Linked DNA regions of Mus musculus: all the other regions are linked to region 1. Evidence: chromatin loops called from intact Hi-C (ENCODE). Cell type or tissue: heart. All regions are shown on one strand.

What was found. A loop is a pair of places that touch in the nucleus more often than their neighbours do. Peaks named below come from ENCODE experiments on the same cell type or tissue, not always from the same donor. Only the 100,000 strongest peaks of a DNase experiment are listed, where the experiment ranks them.
Region 2: a loop joins it to region 1, with 4 times the contacts of the local background. A loop is called at or near these places in 10 of 42 quality-filtered maps.
Region 3: it touches region 1 in a loop (2.8-fold over the local background); 2 of 42 quality-filtered maps call a loop at or near these places.

Annotation. Positions count from the first base shown.
Region 1 is chr13:13,950,279-13,958,278 of GRCm38, forward strand. B3galnt2 (UDP-GalNAc:betaGlcNAc beta 1,3-galactosaminyltransferase, polypeptide 2) reads left to right here and starts at 4,396. Exons shown (of 12, transcript NM_178640.3): 1 at 4,396-4,641. The coding sequence starts at 4,527. In heart, CTCF peaks have their summits at 4,140 and 4,819; a DNase peak (open chromatin) is centred at 4,203; H3K4me3 peaks cover 2,684 bases; H3K27ac peaks cover 2,032 bases.
Region 2 is chr13:14,036,712-14,044,711 of GRCm38, forward strand. It overlaps Tbce (tubulin-specific chaperone E), which reads right to left and starts at 2,927. Exons shown (of 17, transcript NM_178337.3): 1 at 2,827-2,927. In heart, a CTCF peak has its summit at 3,005; DNase peaks (open chromatin) are centred at 2,700 and 2,930; H3K4me3 peaks cover 2,070 bases; H3K27ac peaks cover 1,762 bases.
Region 3 is chr13:14,174,149-14,182,148 of GRCm38, forward strand. It overlaps Arid4b (AT rich interactive domain 4B (RBP1-like)), which reads left to right. Exons shown (of 24, transcript NM_194262.2): 18 at 7,072-7,156. Among named protein-coding and RNA genes, the nearest start is that of Gm26129, 91 kb to the left of the region's middle. In heart, a CTCF peak has its summit at 4,098 (motif pointing left); no DNase peak of the experiment used is centred here.

The DNA.
Region 1 (8,000 bases):
ATGCAAGGCAGCCACTTCCAGTCACAGGCAATTCCAAGCACAGACTCAGCACCACACAGGTAACAACATTCCACCCTGGATGGCAGGGTGCACTTCAAAGATATGTAGCAGCAAGTCTCCAGGGCACTTGTCTGGGTGCTGCTGCACCTTCAATCTGCCTGTCACCATTGCCACCATTGTCACTATTGTCAGAGAATGCCTGAACCTCTACTTCCACATTTCCTACTACTAGGAGACCCTCATCACTCTCAGTTCTTGGCTCAGCAGCCTGAACGATCCTGTGGGAACAGGTTGGATCTTGTTGCTCGTCCTAGCAAAGCCCATTTAGTAGTGTTCCCATTCATTTCAGAACAAAAGCCAAGTCCTTACTGCAGTTTACATCCTGTCTTGCTGGAGTCTGGATCTCCACGCTCACCTTCCAGTATGTTATTCACCACTTCTTGCGGAACGTCTTTGCTGGAAGCTCCCTTCTGTGGGGAACTGAAGACCTTCGTCTTTCTTTCACTTCCAGGAGAGAACCCTGACTCGGCGGCACAGTGAAACTAGAGCAGAATGAGGAAGCCTTGGACTGAGATGTGAAGAGCTGCATCTGCTGGGTAAAAGGTAACTACCTTCTTCTAGTCCGTGTACAGCCATTTACTCAGGGGAATTCAACTGTCCGCTAGAAATCCACAAGTAATCATTTAAATCAGTGTTTCTCCACCTACGGGTCTCAAGCAACTAGGACAAGAGGGAGGGCCAGCGTCCCCTAGTGGACTGTTTTGCCTGTAATGTATGGATATGTACCACAAGCCTACATGGTGCCCTCAGGGATCAGAAGGAGGAAGACATCAGATATCCTAAAATGGTTGTTGAAGGAAGTCACTGTGAGCTGCCATGTGGGTGCTGGTGAAAGATCCTGACAGAATGTAAAAGGTCACAGAAGCCCTGAAACTGGCAAAATAGATTTCATTGTTAGTAGAACTAGCGTCACTGATTTAGAAAAATAGAGGTGCACAATGCTCTGGCCGCTCCTAGAACCTGTGTGTCTGCCAATGTTCTGACCAGGTGTGTGCCCATTGCTGCACCTCACTGCCAGGTGTTTGTGATATTGGTTGCTATATTGGTTGCTGGGAAAGAGTCGAAAAATCTCCCCAGCAACCACAGTCCGGGCCAATCAGGAGTTGCTGCACCTTCATTAGACTCCTTCCTTGTTTCCCTCCCATACCCATTTCTTGAGGAATCAATCATTTTAGAATAGACATTGTTTAGATCTGGAAATCTCACCTTCTCCTTTCCCCCTTAAGGACCTATAAAAACTGGGACCCCTTTTCCCTCAGGGTGGACAACTCTACCCCTGAGTGGGATACGAGTCGTCCCCAGAGTTCTGGCTTTCCCCGAATAAAGCCTCGTGTGGTTTGCATCAAGCTTGGTCTCTCGTGAGTTCTTGGGGGTCTGCTATTATCCTGAGTCCTGAGCGAGGGGCTCCTCAGGGAGTCTTTCACTGGAAACCAAGCCTGGGTCTCCTGCAAGAGCAACAAGTGCTTTTAACTATAGAGCCATTTCCCTAGGCCCATCGTAGTTTTTAAACAGAGAAAGTTCTACCAAGAAAGGTAGAAACCTGAGTCACAGAGGACCTGAGTCTGAAGGGACTGAGGTAGCAAAACAAACTCCATTTTGGTTTTTTAGACTCCATCTTAGGTTTTTGTCCTCAGAGTGACTTGTCCCCCACCCTTGAGTTCTGGAAAAAAACAAAACAAAACATGAGATCTTGACAGTTGCAAAATAGGCATAACAGCTGTAGTCAAGCGATAATACCAGGGTGGGCTAAGTAAACATGAATCATTCCCAAGTCATGAAGCTTCTTTTAGGTGTGTGCTCCCTCCTTGCGGTTTGATCAGATGCTGTAAACCAATCAGCTTAAAGGCCAACATTCCTTTATCCTCTTACTTAATCATTTAACTCCAAGGCTTGCCAATCCCTACTTGCGTTTTTTTCCTCTATAAACCCCATGCCCTAGACTTTGGGGTCGCTCTCCTATCCTATTGCACCAGGATAGTTTGTGGCCCAGGTTCAAGCCTGAATAAAAACTCTTGTGTGCATAGCCGGGCATGGTGGTGCACACCTTTAATCCCAGCACTTGGGAGTTCGAGGCCAGCCTGTTCTACAAAGTGAGTTCCAGGATAGCCAGGGCTACACAGAGAAACCCTGTCTCAAAAAAACCAAATAAATAAATAAATAAATAAATAAACCTTAAAAGAAAGTTATAGAAATTATTCTTCCTTAGAGGGAAAGGAATATACAGAAGTTGGTGATATCTGCCAAGCAGCTATATATTTCATCCTTTAATTCTGTTACTCTTCAAAAGGAAAAAAGTGTTCTTTCCTGTCTTCAGGACTCTTGTTACTAGGGGTCCTAAAGTTACCCCAGAGTATTGAGACACTAGTGCTCAAATTTTCAGGGCATACTGTGCTAGCCAGCATCTAGGATGGTTCCCAGTGATCTTCGACTCCTGGTAGTCACCTGGTGAATACCTGAACACTGTGCACACAGGTATCCACTCTATAGGGCTTTTCTGTGTGACCAATTGACTAACCCAGAAGTGACAATGTGTCTCCATCATTAAAACGTCTGCCATCTGAGTAAGCAATGTTCAAAGCAGACTCTTCAACCACCATGAAGCCTTCAGATGACTGCAGCCCTGGCTGATGATATTCCTGCAACTTTGAAAACGAACTAGAACTTAGCTCCCAAATTCCTGATCTGTACTAAAGTCTGAGATATGAAATGATTATTATTGTTTCAATTATTCTGGATTTGTAATGAATAACAAATACACGAGTCCCCTCCCCTTTTTGTACAGGTTGGGCATCAACCCAAGACTGCCCATTGGTAGGTAAGGCCCTACCATTCAGCTTCATCACCGCTCAAACAAGTTTCTTCTCATGGGAACAAATTTGACCACGTGAGTTATTTTATTAAGTACATAATAAAACAGTACAGTAGAACACAGCTTTTACCTGATTAAACTAAATTAAAAAATTGAAATTAAAAACATTGCAAAAATAGCCAAAGAAAAAGCTATCTTAAGGGGCTGAAGAGATGGCCCAATGGTTAAGAGATCTGGCTGCTCTTCCTGAGCACCCAATTTCAGTTCCCAGTACCTACAGGGTGGCTCACAAACACGGGGAAACTCCAGCTCCAGGGGATGGGATAGACGCCCCCCCCCCCAGCCTGCACATGCGTACACACACAAATGAAAAAAAAAATCAAATAAAATCTTTTTAAAAAAGTCAATCTTAACAGTGTCAGGTTGAGGATATAGCTCAGTTGGTAGAGGGCTTGCCTAGTAAGGATTAAGCCCTGGGTTCCATCCCAAAGCACCACTTGTGGAGATGAAGACAGAAAGATCAAGAGTTCAAGGCCATCCTCTGCAGAATAGTTTCCTGTTAACTACGTGAGACACTGGGGGCGTCTGTGTGTGTGTGTGTTACTACAATTGCTTTTTTAATACAAAACCGCTACTCAGTGGCAATATGGTGCTGAGCCTGAGAGGTGGCTCCAGTGAAGTCCGCTCGTTTCCTAACGCTGGTTGGAGATGGATCTTTTGCAAACCCAGCCCTCACACATTTGGTCACCTCAACTTGGTGGGAACTTTTCAAAGTCATCTGGCAGCTGAAGCTCTCATTTCTGTGCTTCCCGACAGTTACCCTAGTGAGGAGCGCGTGCGCACCCAGGCAGCCTCCAGATCCGGGCTTCTCCTCTGTCCTCGCTTTCCATAGCAAGCCCCGGTGTTTCTCGTCCTCCTCACCCGCCGTTGCTTACTAGAGGGAAGCAGGAAACTCCCTGCTACTCGGCGCTCAGGCTCCCCGCTGCGCTTCTTATGGGATAGGTCAGGGGAGCACACTATTATTTCGTTGAGCGCTGAGGTGCCATACAAACCTGCCCCGACTGGGCAACTGCTCCTCGAGGTCATGCGCCCTGCAGCAATGTCCACAGCGGAGGGGGTCGTACAGCAACTTGAGCAGTTAACGTGCAGGTTCCCCGTGTGCGGTACCCGCCTTTACTACAGGGGAACCCTAGCAAGAAGGTGGATGCGCATGCTCAGTGTGCCGCTAAGGCACCGCGGCCGGATGAGAGACGCGCATGCTTCGTGTGTGCACTTCGCCTCCAGCGTTGCGTAGCAGCACGCATAGCTCTCTGGGAAACGTAGTTTCTCGGGCTTACAATCTCAGGCACGCCTCCCTCCTGGGCTCAGCGAGGGACTACCGCTCCCGCCCTTCCGGCAGACAGGAGCGTGCAGGGACGCGGACTGAAGGGCTGGGCGAGAGCGAGGAGGGCTGAACGGGTGGGAAGGCCACGCACGCGGGGGCGTGGCCTTGGCCGGGAAGCGGCCGCCGCTCGTGGTGCGGATCTAAGGAGAGAGCGGCGGAGACAACGCCAGGCGTGGGCGCGAACACTCCTGGTGGCACTCGGTGTTCTTAGGTCCCCTCGCTATTGGCCGGGACGCGGGAGAGCGCGGCGGGGGCGCGAGGTGGGAGCGGCCAATGCGAAACTGGCTGGTGCTGCTGTGCCCTTGCGTGCTCGGGGCCGCGCTGCACCTCTGGCACCTCTGGCTCCGTTCCCCGCCGGACCCCCACAACACCGGGCCCAGCGCGGCAGGTGAGGTGAGGGGCTGAGTCGCTGCGCTCGTGGGAGGCCGCGGGGGATGGCTGAAGGGGCACAGGGAGGGCTCGGACGTCCCAGAACGGACGGAACAAGCGAGTCTTTCTTTAGTGTCGGGCGAACCCAACTGTTCGTTTCTTATCAGCGTGTGCTCAGCGGCCCGCGTCGTGGTCGAGGGAGGGCCCTGGTCACAACTTGGGGCGCTTCTCTCCGAGGTGGGGTGGGGGAGCGAGCTTGCCGGTGCTGACGGTGTTGGCTTTGCGTGTCAGGACTCACTTTGCAGCGAGGAGGGACGGACTGTACTTTGTGGTCTCTGATCATGAGGTGAGTCAGGAAAAGACCTAGACGTGAACTAGGGTTCAGCTGTGAGTGGAGTCGCCCCTGTATTCTGCTTGGATAGCTTGCTAATTAAGGAGCCTAAGAATACCGGATTCTTCTTTAACTTCGCGTACATTTGTTCCCAAACTTCATCCATCGTGGGAATGAAATCTTTGTTCTCATTCGCCTTACAATCTGAAGGTGCGTTTGCCCACAGTGCGTATCCAGTGTTGTCCTGCCACCCTCAACACTACTTTCTTGTCTCCTGTGTGTCATTTTCAAGTTTTTCCCGGAATGCTTATATATGTCGAGAACTCTATAGCCATTTTAAAGATAGGGTAATGCTTTAATTTTTAACTACGTTAGGATTTATCTTACCATTTCATATCCAAACAGCTGTTTTCTTTTCAGAAAGTTTTAAAACAGTTCTTCACAGCCATCACAGAACCAAGTCTTATACCTTATTTAGCAATCCTCAAAACTCCGACTGTTACCAGATTACACTGGGGTTATTTTAGTAGTGATCTCTTTTCCTATTAGACAACCACCATTTTTTTGGAAAGGCTATTTGTGTGACTGAAAAGAATGACTTCCAAGTGGTATAATGAAAGTACATTATATGCGTATTTAGCTTGTGAGACTTTTACAAACTAGTTAAAAAAGGGCCGTACATACAAAATGCTTGGCCACCTAACATCTGTTGGGGTTGTGCTCTCTCTCACTCAAAGATGAGTGAGTTGCTGGAATCTACACGCAGAGCCCACTGTAGAATATATGTGACCTTAACATTAACAGTCTTTTAGCGTTCAACACAATAAACCTTGCCTTTGAGCTTGTGTTTAAGTAAGACTGCAAACAACTTTTGGATTTGGAACAGATTTTTTTCCTGATGTCTTAGTGCTTATCCATTTAGGATAGACTGGATTAAGCAAGCAAACTGTAGGAAGACTTAGGGTTATATGGGGTCATACTAGTTGTAAAAATTACTTTTGTGTTGATATCAAAGCTTTGTCAGATAATCAGTAGGATGTTTTAATTAGACAGATTCCTATCCCACTCTCCTCCCCTGGTACTTCAAAAACAAAAGCAGAAGTATTTTGATTGCAAAAAGTTCCCACAGGTCTTTTTCCTATTTTGCTGTTGAAATATTTAAAACATTTGGGCATTTTTACTTTCTGACCACATACATTAAGCCTAAAATCTGAGATTTTACTAAATATCTTTCTCTTGAAATAACACTTTAAGATTTATTTTGGCTTCTTTTCTGCTACTCTGTCTGGATTCCCATTTAAGCCACAATAGTACTTGTTTACATTTGTGTGTCTGTGTTTATGTGCATGCGTGTGCACTTGAGTGCACAATTGGTACAGCATGGAGCTTTTGCAAACGTTGCAGGACAACTTGTGAGTCAGTTCTCTCCTTCCACCACATGGGTTCTGATTTTGTGATGTTCAGAGTTTGATTATCAGACTTAGCAAGCCCTTTGACCTGATAAATCATTTCATTAGTACAATAACTTTTTGAAAAGGAAATTTATCTTGCCTGAATATTAGAAAAGCCCTCTGGCTAATGGTTGGTTCAGCGAACAGTAGAGGGCTGCTGGGCCATCTTCTCAAGCAGGTCAGAATTAGCAAATAATTAATGTAAGGTGCCGGCCTGCCAGGGCTTAACCATTTGAAAGGGAAGACGCATAAGACTATGAATATATCATGGAGATGGTGAGTATGATGAGGAAAAACGAGGTAGAGCTCTAAGAGTTGATCAAGGAAGGCCCATGTGGAAAGGTGACAGCTGAACAAAAGGACCTGAGGGAAGTAAGTCATGTCAGTACTAAGATTAGCAACTTTTCTAAAGTAGTGACTTTAAACAGCTGAAACCAGCCATGGAGCACAGCTAGTTAGGAGGAAGGTCTCTTGTGAAATACAGCACACCATAGGTACAGACAGGAAAGGAAATCATAGCCAGGGGATATAAACTGTGACGATTTTTGCCGACTGGTTTTGGACAGTGCCTTAGCAGAAATTATGCAGTGATCAATATAGAAATCAATATAGATCAATATAGATCTTATGTAATTGGGAAAAGGCTACTCTTTGTAAGGTATCTAGAAAAAAGGAAGCCAGAATTGTAAAGAAAAGTGGCTTATCACCAAGTACATATTTGTATAGCTAGGTGTAGGGCTGGATATCTGGGTCCAGCTGCTTGTTGACAGACTGGGCAAGCAGTTCAAAGACAAATTGAGCTTAATGTCCAGCTTTTGCCTAGGGTTGGCTCTTCCAAAAGTATCCCGCTATGCTATATCTCAGTACTTCAGTTCCCATGAATATAAGCTATAAGAATTTAGTCAGCAAAACACTCAGGTCAGTGCCTGAGTCACTCCTGGAGTTTTGGTGAGTGTTTGGGTTTTACTGCTGTGAACAGACATCACAACCAAGGCAACTCTTACAATAACATTTAACTGGGACTGGCTTACAGGTTCAGAGGTTTGGTCCATTATCAAGGTGAGAACATGGCAGCATCCAGGCAGGCATGGTGCAGGAGGAGCTATTCCAACACCTATTCCAACAAGGCTACACCTCCTAATAGTGCCACTCCCTAGGCCAAACATATATAAACCATCACATTCCACTCCCTGGCCCCCGTAGGCTTGTTCAAACACACAAGTCTATGGGGGCCATACATACCCATGGCATAAAAAAAATACATTTAGTCCTACTTGCAAAGTCCACATAGTCTAGAGCACTCTCAACAGTATTAAAAGTCCGAAGTTCAAGGTCTCTTTTTAAATCCATCCAATGACTTAACTTTAAACCTCAAAGCAAGACAGGAAATCAGCTGGGCAAACTCCAAACTGCATCTCCATGTGATGTCAAAGCAGTCTTCAGATTTCCAACTCCTTTTTCATCTTTTTTGACTGCAACAAACTTCTTCCTCCTGGGCTGGTTCCACTCCCTGTTAGCAGTTTTCCTCAGCAGATACCATGGATCTAGCATCTCAAAAACCTTGGGGTCTCCAAGGCAACTTCAGTGTTACAGAGT
Region 2 (8,000 bases), 86 kb after region 1:
ATCACTACTTGCAGATGATATGAGACTATATATAAGTGACCCCCAAAATTCCACCAGAGAACTCCTAAACTTCCTCTACTCGAAGGATAAACAGGATGAGGAAAAAAAAATAGGGAAACAACACCCTTCACAATAGTCACAAATAATATAGAATACCTTGGTGTGACGCTAAACAAACAAGTGAAAGGTCTGTATAACTGAAGATCTCAGAAGATGGAAAGATCTCCTATGTGCGTGGATTGGCAGGATTGATATAGTAAAAATGGCTATCTTGCAGAAAGCAATCTATAGATTCAATGCAATCCCCATCGAAATTCCAAATCAATTCTTTATAGAGTTAGAAAGAACAATTTGCAAATTCATTTGGAATAACCAAAAATCCAGGATATTGAAATAACAATAAAAGAACTTCTGGGGGAATCACCATCCATGGCCTCACGCTGTACTACAGAGCAATAGTGGTAAAAAGTGCATAGTATTAGTACTGAGACAGGCAGGAAGAGCAAAGGAATAGAATTGAAGACCTGTGGGAAGCCACATGTGCCGTTGCTGAGTGGCACTGACTACTGCTGGCCACCACGCATAAGATTGGACAAACAACCAACGTGTACATATGCAGTAAAGTTTTTTGCAAAGACACTGCCTGGCCCGGGCATGATAATGAGGTTCTGTAAGGTACTGAGAGTATAACCAATTAGATGTGAGACATGCAAATGAGGTATGATAATGAGGTTCTGTAAGGTACTGAGAGAGAGGAGCCAATCAGATGAGGAACATGCAAATGAGGCTTAGTGCATAACCAATCCGGGTGTGAGACACGCCTCTCCTAGGCCTATAAAAGCAGCACCAGTTCTGGGCTCGGGGTCTTTTCGCCTCTACAATCAATCTCTCCCAATAAACGTGTGCAGAAGGATCCTGTTGTAACATCATTCTTCCTGGCCAGTCGAGCACGCGCAAGAAAGACCCAGAAATGAACCCACACACCTATGGTCACTTGATCTTTGACAAAGGAGCTAAAACCATTCAGTGGGAAAAAGACAGCATTTTCAACAAATGCTGCTGGTTCAATTAGTGGTTGACATGTAGAAGAATGCAAATTGATCTATTCTTACCTCCCTGTACAAAGCTCAAGTCCAAGTGGATCAAGGACCTTCATATAAAACCAGATAAACTTAATCTAGTAGAAGAGAAAGTGGGAAAGAGCCTCGAACACATGGGCACAGGGGAAATTTTCCTGAACAGAACACCAATGACTCAAGCTCTAAGATCAACAATTAACAAAAGTGACCTCATAAAACCGAAAAGCTTCTGAAGGCAAAGGACACTGCCATCAGGACACAACGGCAACCTACATATCAGGAAAAGATCTTTATCAATCCTATATCTGATAGAAGGCTAATATCTAATATATACAAGGAACTCAAGAAGTTAGACTCCAGAGAACCAAATAACCCTATTAGAAATGGGGTACAGAGCTAAAGAAAGAATTCTCAATTGAGGAATCCTGAATGCCCAGGAAGCGCCTAAAGAAATGTTCAACATCCTTAGTCATAGGGAAATCAAATCAAAATGACCCTGAGATTCCACCTCACACCAGTCAGAATGGCTAAGATCAAAAACTCAGGTGACAGCAGATGTGGAGAAAGAGGAACACACATTTTCATTGTTTGTGAGACTGCAAGTTGGTACAACCACTCTGGAAATCAGTCTAGAGGTTTGTAAGAAAATTGGACATAGTACTATTTGAGGACCCAGTTATACTACTCCTGGGCATATACACAAAAGATGCTCCAACATATAACAAGGACACATGCTCCACTCTGTTCATTGCAGCCTTATTTATAATAGCCAGAAGCTGGAAAGAACTCAGATGTCCTTCAACAGAGAAACTGATACAGAAAATGAGGTACATTTACACAATGGGGTACTACTCAGCTATTAAAACAATGACTTCATGAAATTCTTAGGCAAGTGAATGAACTAGAAAATATCCTGAGTGAGATAAGTCAGTCACTAAGGTGGATGGCAAGAAGTGTGCAGACTGTAGCCTGATATAGCTGTTTCTAGAGAGGCGCTTCCAGAGCCTAACAAATACAGAGGCAGCTGCTAGCAGCCAACCATTGAACTGAGCACAAGATCCCTAACGGAGGAGTTAGAGAAAAAAAGACTGATGGAGCTGAAGGGGTTTGCAACGCACAGGAAGAACAATATCAACCAACCAGACCCTGCAGAGCTCCCAGGAACTAAACCATCAACCAAAGAGTACACATGAAGGGACTCATGGTTCCAGCCCCATATGTAGCAAAGGATGGCCTTGTTGAACATCAATGGGAGGTGAGGTCCTTGGCCCTGTGAAGGCTCGATGCCCCAGTGTAGGCGACTGCCAGGGCGGCGAGGTGGGAGTGGACGGGTGGGTGGGGAGCACCCTCAAAGAAGCAGGGGAAGGAAGGATGAAATAGAGGGATTCCGGAGGGGAAACCGGGAAAGGGGATAACATTTTAAATGTAAATAAAATATCCCCCTCAAAAAAAGGGAAAAAAATCTGAATACTCCTCTCTGCCCTCCCACCACCCTCCACCGCTGTCCACCAGAAACGTCAAAAGGAAGAGATGGCAGCATCACTTGAGACCCACGCCCAGATGTTAACGGGGGAGGGGTGGGGAGGATCCAGAAGGCGCTTGGCGCAGGCGCACTAGCCTTCCGCTGGGTCAGCCCACAATGGGGCCCAGCCGACCGGAGAAGTCTCGGAGCAGAAAGCACACACTCAGGCAACCCAGCCCCATTGGGCAGCTCGCCACCTCAGCTCCACGACCTTACGAAGCTCACCTTCCCTCTGCCGGTCTGTCAGCACCCAGAGACCCTCACGCAATCAGCGACGAAGCTTTCGGCTCTAGGCGGAAGTATCTGGAGACCGGAAGTCCCACCTCCGCAGAGGAAGTGATGAAAACCACTTTAGCCCTTCCAAACGCGAACCCTATTGTCGCGAAGTGCTGGTAAGGTAGACACCGGAACTGCAACCCCGAAGGACTGTGGGACCAGTCGATTTTGCGTACTGTAGTTGATTCAAGACGCGAACTAAAAGTTCATAGCTGGGCGTGATGGCTCATGGCAATTACAATCAGCACTGGGAAGGTCGAGGCAAGAGAGATGGGAGGAGCGGAGGGGGGTTCATATCTAAAAAACAAAAATGTTTCATGCTTATGGGCACTAAATCACCGTAGGGAGTTCATAGTTACATAGAAAGGTGTAGTGTTGATCCCTCCAGAACTGGAAAGAAAAAGTTAACCAGCTAAGGCATGAGGGAGAACAAGAGTAAACGCAATGTTTTAAGTAAGTCACCACTTTAAACAAGACGTTCCTATGAATCGAGTGTTTTGGTTTATTTTTAGATGTTAAAAAGCCAGTAACTATTTCATTGAAAACAAATTTAAGATGCTATGTATATAAGCATATCGCAATGTGACCCCTCATATTGCTATACCTGAAGCTGGCAAAAACTTACTTGGAAGAGCTCCGGCTTTGCTGGATCCAAGTCAGTTTGACCAGACAGCACCACGAAAACAGTAATAAAAGAGTGCTGTAATTCAATCCAAGAGGAATTGCACAACTCTGCTGGGAGACATAATTAATTATAAATCTGTTTTATTGCACAGCAGTGAACGAGAACCCTGTAGTGAATCTGTTGTCAGTGGTTAATGAAAGATGAAATAAGCTGCCAGAACCTTTCCTGTTTGAAACCGTCTCAGTAGTCATAGAACATGACTCACTCTTGCCTGGAGGGGCTAAGCTACTATTGTCATTTGGCAAGTCTCCAATAGAAACACAGACCTTCAGATGGGAGCGTTTTTCAAGGACAACATTTCATGAAGGTGCTGCTGCTGATTGTTTTGAGACAAAGTCTCACGTATCCTAGGCTGGCCTCAAAACTTGCCAAAGTCAAGCTGGGCGTGGTGACGCCCACCTTTAATCCCAGCACTCGGGAGGGAGAGGCAGGCGGATTTCTGTCACCTAACTACCAAAGTCAAGATTGGTCTTAATTCCTTAATATCCTGCCTCCATCTACCAAGTGCTAAAATCACAGGCTTGGCCCACCATGCCAATATCTCCACATTTATTGTAACTTCATGCTTTTCAAGGAAGTGTTGATACAAAACACATGCTAGAAAAGAGATAGGCTATTCTGAACCAAATTTAAGTGATCTTGGCCCAGAAACGTTTACTGAGTTTACCCTGAATGACTTACTGTAGAAGAGATCATTTGAATTTTTATACTTTTACACAAGAACACATTCCTCTATATCTCCCAAGTTCTCCCTACCTTCTACTTCCCGTGATTATTTTGTTCCCCCTTCTAAGTTGGACTGAAGCATCCTTACTTTGGCTGGCCTTCTTCTCGAGCTTCATATAGTCTGTGAGGAGGAATATTGCTAGCTTTGCATGTGTGAGTCTTTAGGTTTTATCCTTAGAACTGTCAAGAATGATGATGGTGGTGATGAAGAGGAGGAGGAAGAGGAAAGATACCTACTATTGACCCTTGGCATGACAGGCACATACATGCATACTCACATACAGAGGTACCCATACAAATAAGTACACAGAAGAACATTCTAGTAGCTTGAGGTATGGGCAGGTGCAAGGGGCTATTGCCAGAGCCAGAGCTGCTGGTTAAGCCTGATCAAGATGACAACCTCCCAAAAGCACCGAGACTTCGTGGCAGAGTCCATGGGGGAAAAGCCAGTGGGGAGCCTGGCTGGTATTGGTGAACTCCTGGGCAGGAAGCAGGAGGAAAGGGGCTTTAACAAGGCTTATAAAGAATGATGAAGACCTCTTTAGAGAATGGCTGAAAGACACACGTGGTGCCAGTGCCAAGCAGTCCTGGGACTTTTTTTTTTTTTTTTTTTTTTTTTTTTTGGTTTTTCAAGTCAGGGTTTCTCTCTGTGTAGCCCTGGCTGTCTTGGAACTCACTTTGTAGACCAGGCTGGCCTCGAACTCAGAAATCGCCTGCCTCTGCCTCCCAAGTGCTGGGATTAAAGGCATGCGCCACCACCGCCCGGCAGTGATGCCTTCTTATAATGTTCTCTGGGAACCCCTCAGCCCCCAGCCCCAGCATAGAGTCTCTAGAGTCTGCAGCAGGGCAGGGCTCCTCCCTGTCCTGCATGAAGAAAAAGATGGCTGTTGCCACCTTCACCTCCTATGTTCTCCAGGGTCTTTGGGGAGTTCTCTCCCCTCAGCATTTCCACCTTTCTGGAATCCTTGCCCTTGCATGCCTTTCCCTTCCACCTCTCCCTGCAGTTCTGTGGCAACAGTTACCAGCCTTCCTGAATGGATTCCTGACCCCCTTCTCCCTCATTATCTGTTGGATGCCCTTTGGTTCCTTTCCCTTTTTTTTTTTTTTTTTCTTTTTTGGCAAAAACAGTCACTGTCCTTATAAAATATTTTTAAATTAATAAAATCAGTGGCCTTCAAAAAAAAACAAACAAATAGGTACACACACACACACACACACACACACACACACACACACAAATAAATAGGGCTGGGTATGCAATTGACAGAATGCTTAGCACACACAAAATTGTGGATTAGATCCCCAGCACTATATAAAACAGGCGTGGTCCTGTACACCTGCAATCCTCTGACTCAGGAGCTAGAAGCAGGAACATCATTTCAAGGTCAAGGCATAAGCCCCTCAAGGCTGGAGCAGCCAGGGCATACCCTACAGAAAAAGAAAAGCCCAAGATCAGGCCATAAAATCCCACAAATTCCAGGCCACCCAGGAAAACACTATCACCATCCCCCCAAATAAGACTATATATAAAACCTGCCTTCTGTTCAGTTCTTCACTTCTTCTCTCTTGAGCAGAGTCAGCCACCTTCTTGTGTTTTTCCCAATAAGTATCTTTGTGAGGTTTGTTGTGCATTGTGATTTTATGGTATTCCATGGTTCTTGACCGCCAGGATACCTTTCCTCTCAGAGCTGTACCAGCTGCCATATTCAGAAAGACTCCGCTTGTGCCTGTGTTCCTCTTTGGGGGGTCTAAGTTTCACTGGGATCTTGTTTTTTGTTTGTTTGTTTTTGTTTTTCGAGACAGGGTTTCTCTGTCTTGGAACTCACTTTGTAAACCATGCCTGCCTCTGCCTCCCAAGTGCTGGGATTAAAGGCGCGTGCTACCACACCTGGCCCATTTCACTGGGATCTTATCCCTCATCTCCAGTCACCTGTAACAAACTCACCTTCTAGTTCACTGATTGCTTGACACCCTACCCACCAGTGACAATTGGGTAAGTTCCCCCTTTGGTTAGTTTAAACACTTGCCTGAGCAAGAAGAACCAACTATTGGGTGTCTGGCAACCCTCTGGTACTCTTGGAGGCAGAGGTACCCTAGCCATGATCTTGAGGTCTGCAGCAGGCCCTCTTTACTTGACCCTGGCACTCCCCTACCCCCAATTGGAGCTGCAATCCTGCAGTTTACTTAGGCACAACCTGGCTATTGGGTTCCTTCCTGCCCTTTTCTCCTGCCTTCCCCTTGGTTCTGCCCATAACCCCATTAACCCCACAGTTCCTTTAGGCTCTTGTTGCTTTTGTGGCTCCATTCCTCAACCCCTCCCTGTGTAAGAGAACCCTCTCCAAGAGCTTGGTTTTTGTTCTTACCTTCTGGCCTCCACCAAACCCCTGTACCAGGTGCTAAGCAAAGCTAAGGTGCTGACTCTTGAGTGTGGTGACTACACACTGAACTGCTTGTCTTCCTCCAGTACTCTGAGTCCTGGGAACACAGGCAACTATAGGAAGCAGTGACATTTCCCCTTCCCCGCTCTCATCCATGGAAATGGTGTTTTCCAAAACCCCTTAGTCCCCTTTGGGATGCCTCATAGATAACCTTCAGCCTCTTCACCTGGCACCTGACCCGTAAGGCCCCAAATTTATTCACTTTTGCAATAAATTTTGGCCTCAATATTCTTTAGGCAACAGGAAAATTTTCATTAGGTAAATGATTGCCTAATGGTACACTAGATCCCAATAGTAGGTGGGACCTTTACAAATATTGCAAGCAATTGAGGGAAATGGAAAGAGACTCCCTATTCCCTACCTTCAAGCTTTCCCTTTTCTCTGTTTCAAGTTTTGTTTGTTTTTCCCACTCCCAGCTCCCCAATCCCCACACTATAAAAGTATCCTGTCTTTTAAGTTGCTGTTGATGGATCTGTAAGTTTGTTGCAAAATGCTAGCCTGGAGTCAAACCTAATAAGAAGAAAGTAAAAGGATAGGCCAAGGATAGGCCAGCTGCACACACACACACACACACACACACACACACACACACACACACACACACAAACATGATAGGCCAGCTGCAGCATGCACATTCCACAAACACACACCCCTGAACACTCCCTGTTGGATGGTGCAGCTCTTTCCTGCAGAGTCCTATGTCTAAAGCCACTGCTCACAAATTTCCTATTTCTAAACCATTTTTGCTTTCAGCTTCCTGGATTCAGATTTAGGTGTCTTAGGTATAAATGGCATAAGATTGCTGTTTTTTGCTGTTTCACTTCAGTTGAAAGCTGGCTCTGAAGTTGGGATGTGGCTTCCCTCCTCTAGACTCAAGCAAACTTGTTTACAGGTTTCCTCCAAAAATCTGTCCCATATCAGGGCACTTTGTAACATCCTTAGCTTTAGAGTTGGTCCTAAAAGTTGTTAGACCTGATTGTGTGACAGAGAAAGGAGAACAAAACAAAATAGACTATTTCCAACGGGGACTTTTGCTACTCACCTCATTAGCTTTTGATTTAACTCTAAAACGTTTGCTAAGGTTATCTTATCTCAAGATTAATAAGACTACTGTGTAAACTTTCTGCATTTTATGATTTATATGCATATTGAATATGATTACAAATCTGTAACAAAAACTAAAACTTGTAACACCAATGCTGATAGTTTAAAAATAAATCCACACTTAGGTAATCTTAAAGGAAACATGTAGCTTGCTGCCATCTTATCTCTTG
Region 3 (8,000 bases), 220 kb after region 1:
TGTTACTTTATGTTGCTGTTTTCCTAACTAATCATAATAATATGATTCATATAATGGCGTTCTCAGGGCTCAGGAGTATAACTTCTCTTTAGAACACTGAGCTAGTCTTTGTTAGCAACTGAGAGATTCAGTTCCATTGGGAATCCTCATTTCTTAGGACTTTCTTTTTTCTCTTGTTCTTTTAAAATTACTGAACTGTTCCTTTTCAGCTTAGTTTTCTAGTTCTTTTTTTAGACTAGTCTACCCTTGTTTTGTTGTACCTGAGTGTATTCCATTTAGTGGAATTAGTGTGCTGAGGAAACCATGCAAAATCATCATGTTCTTGCTTTGAGATTATTGTAATAATGGGAAAAAAAAAAGCAAATACTCTGGAAAATCATCCTTTGTTCTTTAGTGTAGTAGTTAAAGGCCCGTAAAATGTACCTCATTTGATGATTGTAAACAAATACTTGTAAACTTGTTTTAGAAGAGATTGACTTTTGAATTAATCACAGTGCAGGAGTACAAGTGAAAATCAGCATCAACTTCATGAAAAAGATTAACAATTCCATTATGGTTATACCGGAGAGCCTTGATTTTTGATTTGTATTTTCAGTTCAGACTGTTGACTAAACCTAGGTCTGTCTCACTGAGTAGTTTTAGAGGTTGGCAGATGTTTCAAAAACATCCACTTGGACATGTTCCATATCATAATTTACAAACTAATAAGTACATTTCTGTTGTTGTTCAAATATGTACGAGTACAATTTCTGAAACTTAATCAATTATTTGAAAAACTCAACTTTGGGGATATACATTTTGCAATTAGTGCCACACAGCTCTTAACCATTTGCAGTGGTCTGAGCTTGGTCTGTACTTGGCCAGGGTGTTTTCTCGACCCTACCTGTTACCTCTCTAGCTATCGACAGACACTAGCATTAGAATCCTTAGGAAATACTATTGTTAGAATGACTATACTGTTTTGTTGAGCTTCTTGTGACAAAATTTAAATACAAGAATGCTGTCATAGTCATGTTTCTGTCCATCTGCAGTTATATTTTTTGAGGGTGGTGGTGGTGAAGATAAGTCTTATGTAGCATAGGCTGGCCTTGAACTTCCTGATTAGGTGAGGGTGACCTTATTTATCCTCCTGTTTCGTGTCCTAAGTGCTGTACCATAATGCTTGACTGTCTCCCCTCCCCTCCCCTCCCCTCCCCTCCCCTCCCCTCCCCTCCCCTCCCCTCCCCTCCCCTCCCCTCCTTTTCTTTTCTTTTTGGTGGGGGTGGTGTGGTTTGGTTTGGTTTTCGAGACAGGATTTCTCCCTATAGCTCCCGCTGTTCTGGAACTCTGTGTAGACCAGGCTGGTCTTGAACTCATAAAAATCGGCCTGCTTTTGCCTACTGAGTGCTGGATTTAAAGGCATGTGCCACCACTGCCAGGCTGCTATTTATTCTTGATTTTGATGAATAGCATTCATGTCATTTTATGGATTTACTAGTAAGAGAAACTTGTAGCTTTCTCTGGTGAGAACAAGTACTCAGCGGTCTCTGAATGGTTTCCTTTAGCTATGTGTCAGTATTTTAAATAAAATATGTTGTCAATAATTTTTAAATAATTACTTAGTACCATTTTAGAATTTTGGTATTTAACTTAATAGCTAATTATTTGGGGTGTTTCTTTGTAATAACCTTTACATTTATTTCAGATAGTTTTAAAGAATTGTGTCAACTTGGTTTTACTCTGAACATTTGTTTTTGCTTTGTTTGCTCTGCTTTGCTTTAAGACAGGGTCCCACTCTGTATACCTGGCTGGCCTGGAACTCGCTGGGTATCCCAGGCTGGCTTAAACTCACAGAGATCTTGTCTATCTATGCCTCCTAAATGCTGGAATTAAAGGCGTGGACCACCATGTCCAGCTGTTCTGACAGTATTTTTAAAACACCTGTTTCTGTGTGCTTTTTTTTTTTTTTTTTTTTTTTTTAGCTAAAGGTATGGCTGGGTATATATTACTATGTGCATAAAGTATTTTTTTGAAAGCTGGGTTTCAGAAGATCTGTCGAAGTGGGCATAATAACCATTTTATAGACCAACGGTCTGCTGCTTTATTATCACCAAATGATTTGCCAACACAGCCAAACAAAAGTCAGAAAGCTTTTCAGAGCTTGTAGTTTTCTCTGGTGAGAGCAAGTAGTCAGCTGTCTCTGAATGGTTTCCTTTTGCAATGTGTCAGTATTGTCAACATATTAAAAAGGTCACATCCGACATGACGTCTTCTTTCAAAAGGTTCGTATCATTACCGTGCAATTACTATTTTGCATTGTCTTCTAGGTTAAATTGTATGCTCCTTGCAGATAAGTGCTACATTGTAACTTTATGCTGAATGCATTGATATGTATTGAATAAATACGCTTTTCTATATAATTTTGACCATTTTTTTCAGGCCACAAGACATGTGAATCTTTTATATTAAGTACTTTTAGTATGTGTCTTCTCAGATTAGGCATTTGTATTTGCCTAGCAGTTTAGATGTATATCAGATGCTTATCAAGGTTCTATGTACAAAATTATTATATAATTACTAATAATGGAATTGGAAAGCTGAGGCTAACCAGTCCTTCTTTTTCTTCCTTTTTTGGTAGTACTAAGGCTCAATTCTAGAGCCTTGCTTATACTGACAAAGTGTTTAACCCCTGAACTATACTGCTTAATTAAAACAATCAGGCCTAATTTGTTTACTATTTGTTTTAACTTTTTAAATATGTTCTTGAATAGGAAAAACACAAGACAACAAAAGTCCTCTTCGCTTCTGTCCTGTCTTTTCTTGCAATGAAGAGGCCATTGTTGTTCCTTGGTACTTTTTAGTAAAGGTAAAGGCAGATGGGTGTGTGAGCCATCCAGTCAGTCTCTCTGCTTTCATATAGCCATAAGACTGTGCTTGAACCTCAACATCATGAAGCATGCTGACTGATGAACAGGAATACAGTAATTTGACAGGGTTCATCTGAACAACTGTTACATAGAGTTGCTGTTGTAATCCTAGTGTTCTCTGCTCAGTGGAGATCCATATTCGAATGCATATCCTTGATTCCTTGTATTGTGATTCTCTTCTAAAGTCACTATGACATTTTCACCCATACTTTGTTCTTACTGGTATTACTCTTCCATTCTCCCCCTTATCCTGTCTCTTCCTTCTCTTTCTCATGTTGCTCCCCATTAAGATATATGCTCATGATTACCATTCCAGTTTCATGATCTACACTCACAACTCTACATACATCTATCTAAAACTTAAAGTCTAGAGTCTGCATATTTGAGAAACCACGAAGTTGTTTTTTGTTTTGTTTTGTTTTTCTGAACCGCTCTTATTTCATTTACCATAATGATTTCTGGTTATCCATTTTCCAGCATGTGTAATGATTTTATTTTTATTTATAGCTTGATAAAATTTCATTACACACACACACACACACACACACACATATATATATATATATATATATATATATATATATATAAAAAATGTATGTCACATTTTCATCATCCATTCACCTGTTAATGGATAATTAGGTTGCTCCCATTTCCTAATTATTTTGAATGGTTGGTATCCTATGTGATTTTTTTTTTTTTTTTAGCCTATTTTTTTCTTCACTCTTTTCATGTGTCTGTGTGTATGTATGTGAATGCAGATGCCCTTGGACTCTGTCTATGTACCTCTTATTTGCTGAGCTATCTTCCAGTTCCCTCCTATTGATTCTTAAAACAATAAATAACTCGGGGGAGCCCTCCTGTACAGGGAGAATCATGATAGTCAAGAGGATAAGGCTGTTATACACTTGCAGTATATTCTTTTATTCTTATTTGTTAATGTTGGTGTTTTCTGAGACAGAGTCTCTCTCTGTATCCATACTAGCTCAGAGCTCTTTATTTTCCTGTTTTGGCCTCCTAGGTGATAGATTATAGGTGTTCTTTAATGTGTTCAGCTCCAACATTCAGGTATTTTTTGTTTTTGATACAGGGTTTCACTATGTAGCGCTTAGCTTGCCTGAAACTCAATTTGTAGACCAGAGTGACCTTAAACTCAACAGAGATCTACCCACCTTTGCCTCCCCCTTGTGTTGAGATTAAAGACATGCATCACAATATCCAGCAATTCTAGTATCCTTTAAAGTTGTATTTTGAGGGATGAATAAATGTTCTATCTAATAAGGTATCTCAGTGGGAAAAAAATTAAAAATATTTTGCTTTTCTATTTCTTTTTTTTAATATTTATTTATTTATTTATTTATTTATTTATATGTAAGTACACTGTAGCTGTCTTCAGACACTCCAGAAGAGGACATCAGATTTTGTTACAGGTGGTTGTGAGCCACCATGTGGTTGGTGGGATTTGAACTCAGGACCAATTGGGACTCTTAACCGCTGAGCCATCTCACCAGCTCCTGCTTTTCTATTTCTTAGTTGAAATTTTTCTCATTTTTGCCACTTCTTTTTAAAAACATTGGGCTTTTTGTAGTGTTAGAAGATATTTGAATTCTCAATAATCTCTACACCAGAGTGAAAAGCAGGAAGGTCAGGAATCAAGGTCAGTCTCGGCTACATAGCAAATTCTGGCTAGTCCACACTACATTGAAACAGTGTCTCAGTGCAAAACTGATATTCAGAGCAGGTTCCCAGACAACCAGGGCTACACAGAATGAAGCAAAACAAAGAAAAGATATTTGAACTGGAACTCAATTTCCTGTTTTCTGTCTGCACCAAATATCCACTTCCATTATCTTTAAAATGAGTGTATTTTTGTCTCTTTTTAGCATATATTAGTAATAGTATCTATAAGTCTTAATTTCATGTAGCCTAAGCAGAGTGCACTGCAGCTTTTGTTGTAGGTCTGAGTACCTTTCACTTAGTTGGTCTTCCCATTGCCGTCTGATAAGGATGTTACTGCTGCTTAACCTCTTTCACATACGCATGGAGGGCTTTGACATCATTGCTGGCTTGAGTTTGGTTCTACTTTTAAATTTATTTATTATTCGCGAGGAGTATGTTTGCGGGATGTGCATGCCACAGTGTGCATGTAAAAGTTAAAGGACAACAATTTGGAGCTATTTCTCTCATTCCACATTTACTGGGTTCTAGAGGTGGAACTCAAAGTTTTCAGTCTGCATGGCAAGTATTTTTACTTGCTGAGCCATCTTTCTGGCCCCTTGTGACAGGATTTTGCTGTGTTGCCCAGGGTGGCCTTGAATTCCTAGGCTCAAATGATTCTCCTCCTCTCAGGTATCTGAAACTCTAGGTACATCTAGAATCCTATTCATTCTTATAAAACTGTGATATCTCTAGGAAATGTTAGACTGGGGAGCTGGTACTCTACCACTCAGGGATCCTTTGTCCCTAAATGGCTTTCTTAAGCATAATGCAGTGTTTTGATGCTGCTGTGATAGGCAAAAATGTACTGTAATGCTAAGTGTATACTACTGTATCAGGCTAAGTACCAAAGGAAAAGCAATACTTGGTTTGCAGCTTTCTCAGGTATTATACATTTGAGCCTTAAAACACATATATGGCATGTGGGTTTAGTTTTCATTTACTAATGTGTTAGACTGCTGATGTTGTGAATGGTTCAATCAGTGGGACACTTATAGAGACACTGATATGTGTCCAGAATGCATCCTATAACTCATTATCTCTTTTATGGCCACCATCAGGTTTAGCCAGGAGGAGTCTTGGTGTGCTACAATGTGGAGCTGAGTCAGCAGTTTCATACTGGCCTGTGAAACACTCGCCTGAGGGTTGCTTTAGATGCTTGTAGGACTTCTGTTTGTCATAACGTGAAAACATGTTTAATCAAATGATGACTTGTATAATTAAATTTTTCCCTCCAGGAGGGTGGTTGCTTTTTGAGATTGGGTCGCTCTTTGTAACCCAGACTGTCTGTAATTCACATCTGTAGCCAGGCTGGCCTGAAGCTCCTGAAACTCTTCCGTTAGCCTCTCAAGGCCTGATTCATCACAGCTTGTTAATTTAGTTCTTGATTTGGGACCATTGTTACTTCACTATAAATGCTTGTAATAATGAAGACATTTTAATCTTAAACCTTATTTTCAGGATTTTGTGTTTGTTATTAAAGACTGGAGTCATAGCTTAGGATATGCAAGTCTATAGTTTTTAATCTCCAGTACTGCAGGCAGATAAATAAACAAATGACAAATAGTCATTCTTTTATGGGTATAGCTTTGAAACAGAGAATGACTGAATTACTTTCTAATTTTTTTAAGTCTTGTTTATTTATCATGTATATAGCATTCTACCTGCATGTGTACCTGTAGGCCAGAGGAGGTCACAGATCTCATTATAGATGATTGTTAGCCACCATGTAGTTGCTGGGAATTGAACTAAGGACCTCTGGAAGGCACAGTGCTCTTAACCTACAAGACTTCTTCTCTCCAGCCGCCTCTAATGTTTTTTTCCTAGCTTTTTTTTTAAAGGAAAAAAGTACTCTTTTTTTTTTTAATAGTTTAATGTAGTCAGTAGTATTTTGCACCTTGCAAAATCCTGAACTTTGAACATTGAATTGAGACGTCATCATAGCTCTGTTGACCCTTCAATGTTTGTAACTATATGAAAGAAGCTTTTTAGGGCACAGAAAACTTAGGGCAGATGAATGTTTTTCTAGCATTTTCTGAGCAGCGCCTCCCTGCCCCAGGGTTATTTGCATTCTCTAAATAGCAATAGGAGGCTTTCTATCAGAGTGTTACTTAACTATAGCATGCTATCTTGGTAGGTTTAGAGGGGAAAATTCCTACCCATTGCTTAAACGCAAAACAAATGTGTAGAAAAGATTATAATTTTTCAGTATTTACTGTGCATGATTGGTTTGAGTGGAGGAGTAGTGAACCTAGAGGGTTTAGGAGGGTTTGGTTCATTCGGTAGTGACCATGGGACAGTCAGTTTGACTCTCTTTGATGTCTTGATTGCATACTCATCAGATCTCTAAGAGCCTTGGAAGTTGTAAATATTTTAGTTTCTATGTGAATGTAGTATAGTTCCTTCAGTGGCTTATAGTTTACATATTTATGCTCATTTCTCTTAATTTTAGATATGATGAATGGATTAAAGCAGATAAAATAGTAAGACCTGCTGATAAAAATGTACCAAAGATCAAACATCGGAAGAAAATAAAGGTAAAGTCTTGATTTTTGCTATGTACCATGAGCTGTTAAGTAAATACTTTTTCCACCCTCCACTTCCACCCCCACCCCACCCCAAGGCAATTAAAATACATGTGTGGGCATGGGCTAATGCTGATATTATCATCTCTTTTAAATAACACTTAATATTTTACCAAATATTGGATTTGCTCTAATTACTTTTGTCACTTGTGGAAAGGTTTTAGAAAAGTGCTAAGTAACCATATAGGTGGAACAACATTATGAACTAACCAGTACCCCGGAGCTCTTGACTCTAGCTGCATATGTATCAAAAGATGGCCTAGTCGGCCATCACTGGAAAGAGAGGCCCATTGGACATGCAAACTGTATATGCCCCAGTACAGGGGAACACCAGGGCCAAAAAAATGGGAATGAGTGGGTAGGGAAGTGGGGGGGAGGGTATGGGAGACTTTTGGGATAGCATTGGAAATGTAATTGAGGAAAATATGTAATAAAAAATATTAATTAAAAAAAAAAAAAAGAAAAGTGCCCTTTCAGTCTCAACATTGTATAAAGCCGTGCCACCAAATTGCATTTCTCTAGTTAAGTCTTTTCCTGTCTTTTGTAGTTCCCAACTAGGAGCCATCAAGCATTTTGGGTAGGGGATGTAAGTAGATTTAAGGTGAAAAGATGGTCTGGAGACCGAGGAGAGTATCTCTTCATCTCTGTATGACGGGATACGGCCTCAGAATGTTTTCAGTACGCTCCTTACCACACACTCAATAGCTAATACAGGATTTCAGCTCTCAGTTGCAAAATTGTACCACTCTGCATGATAGAATAAAAAAACCAGATCATTAATATGGTTTTGAAATTT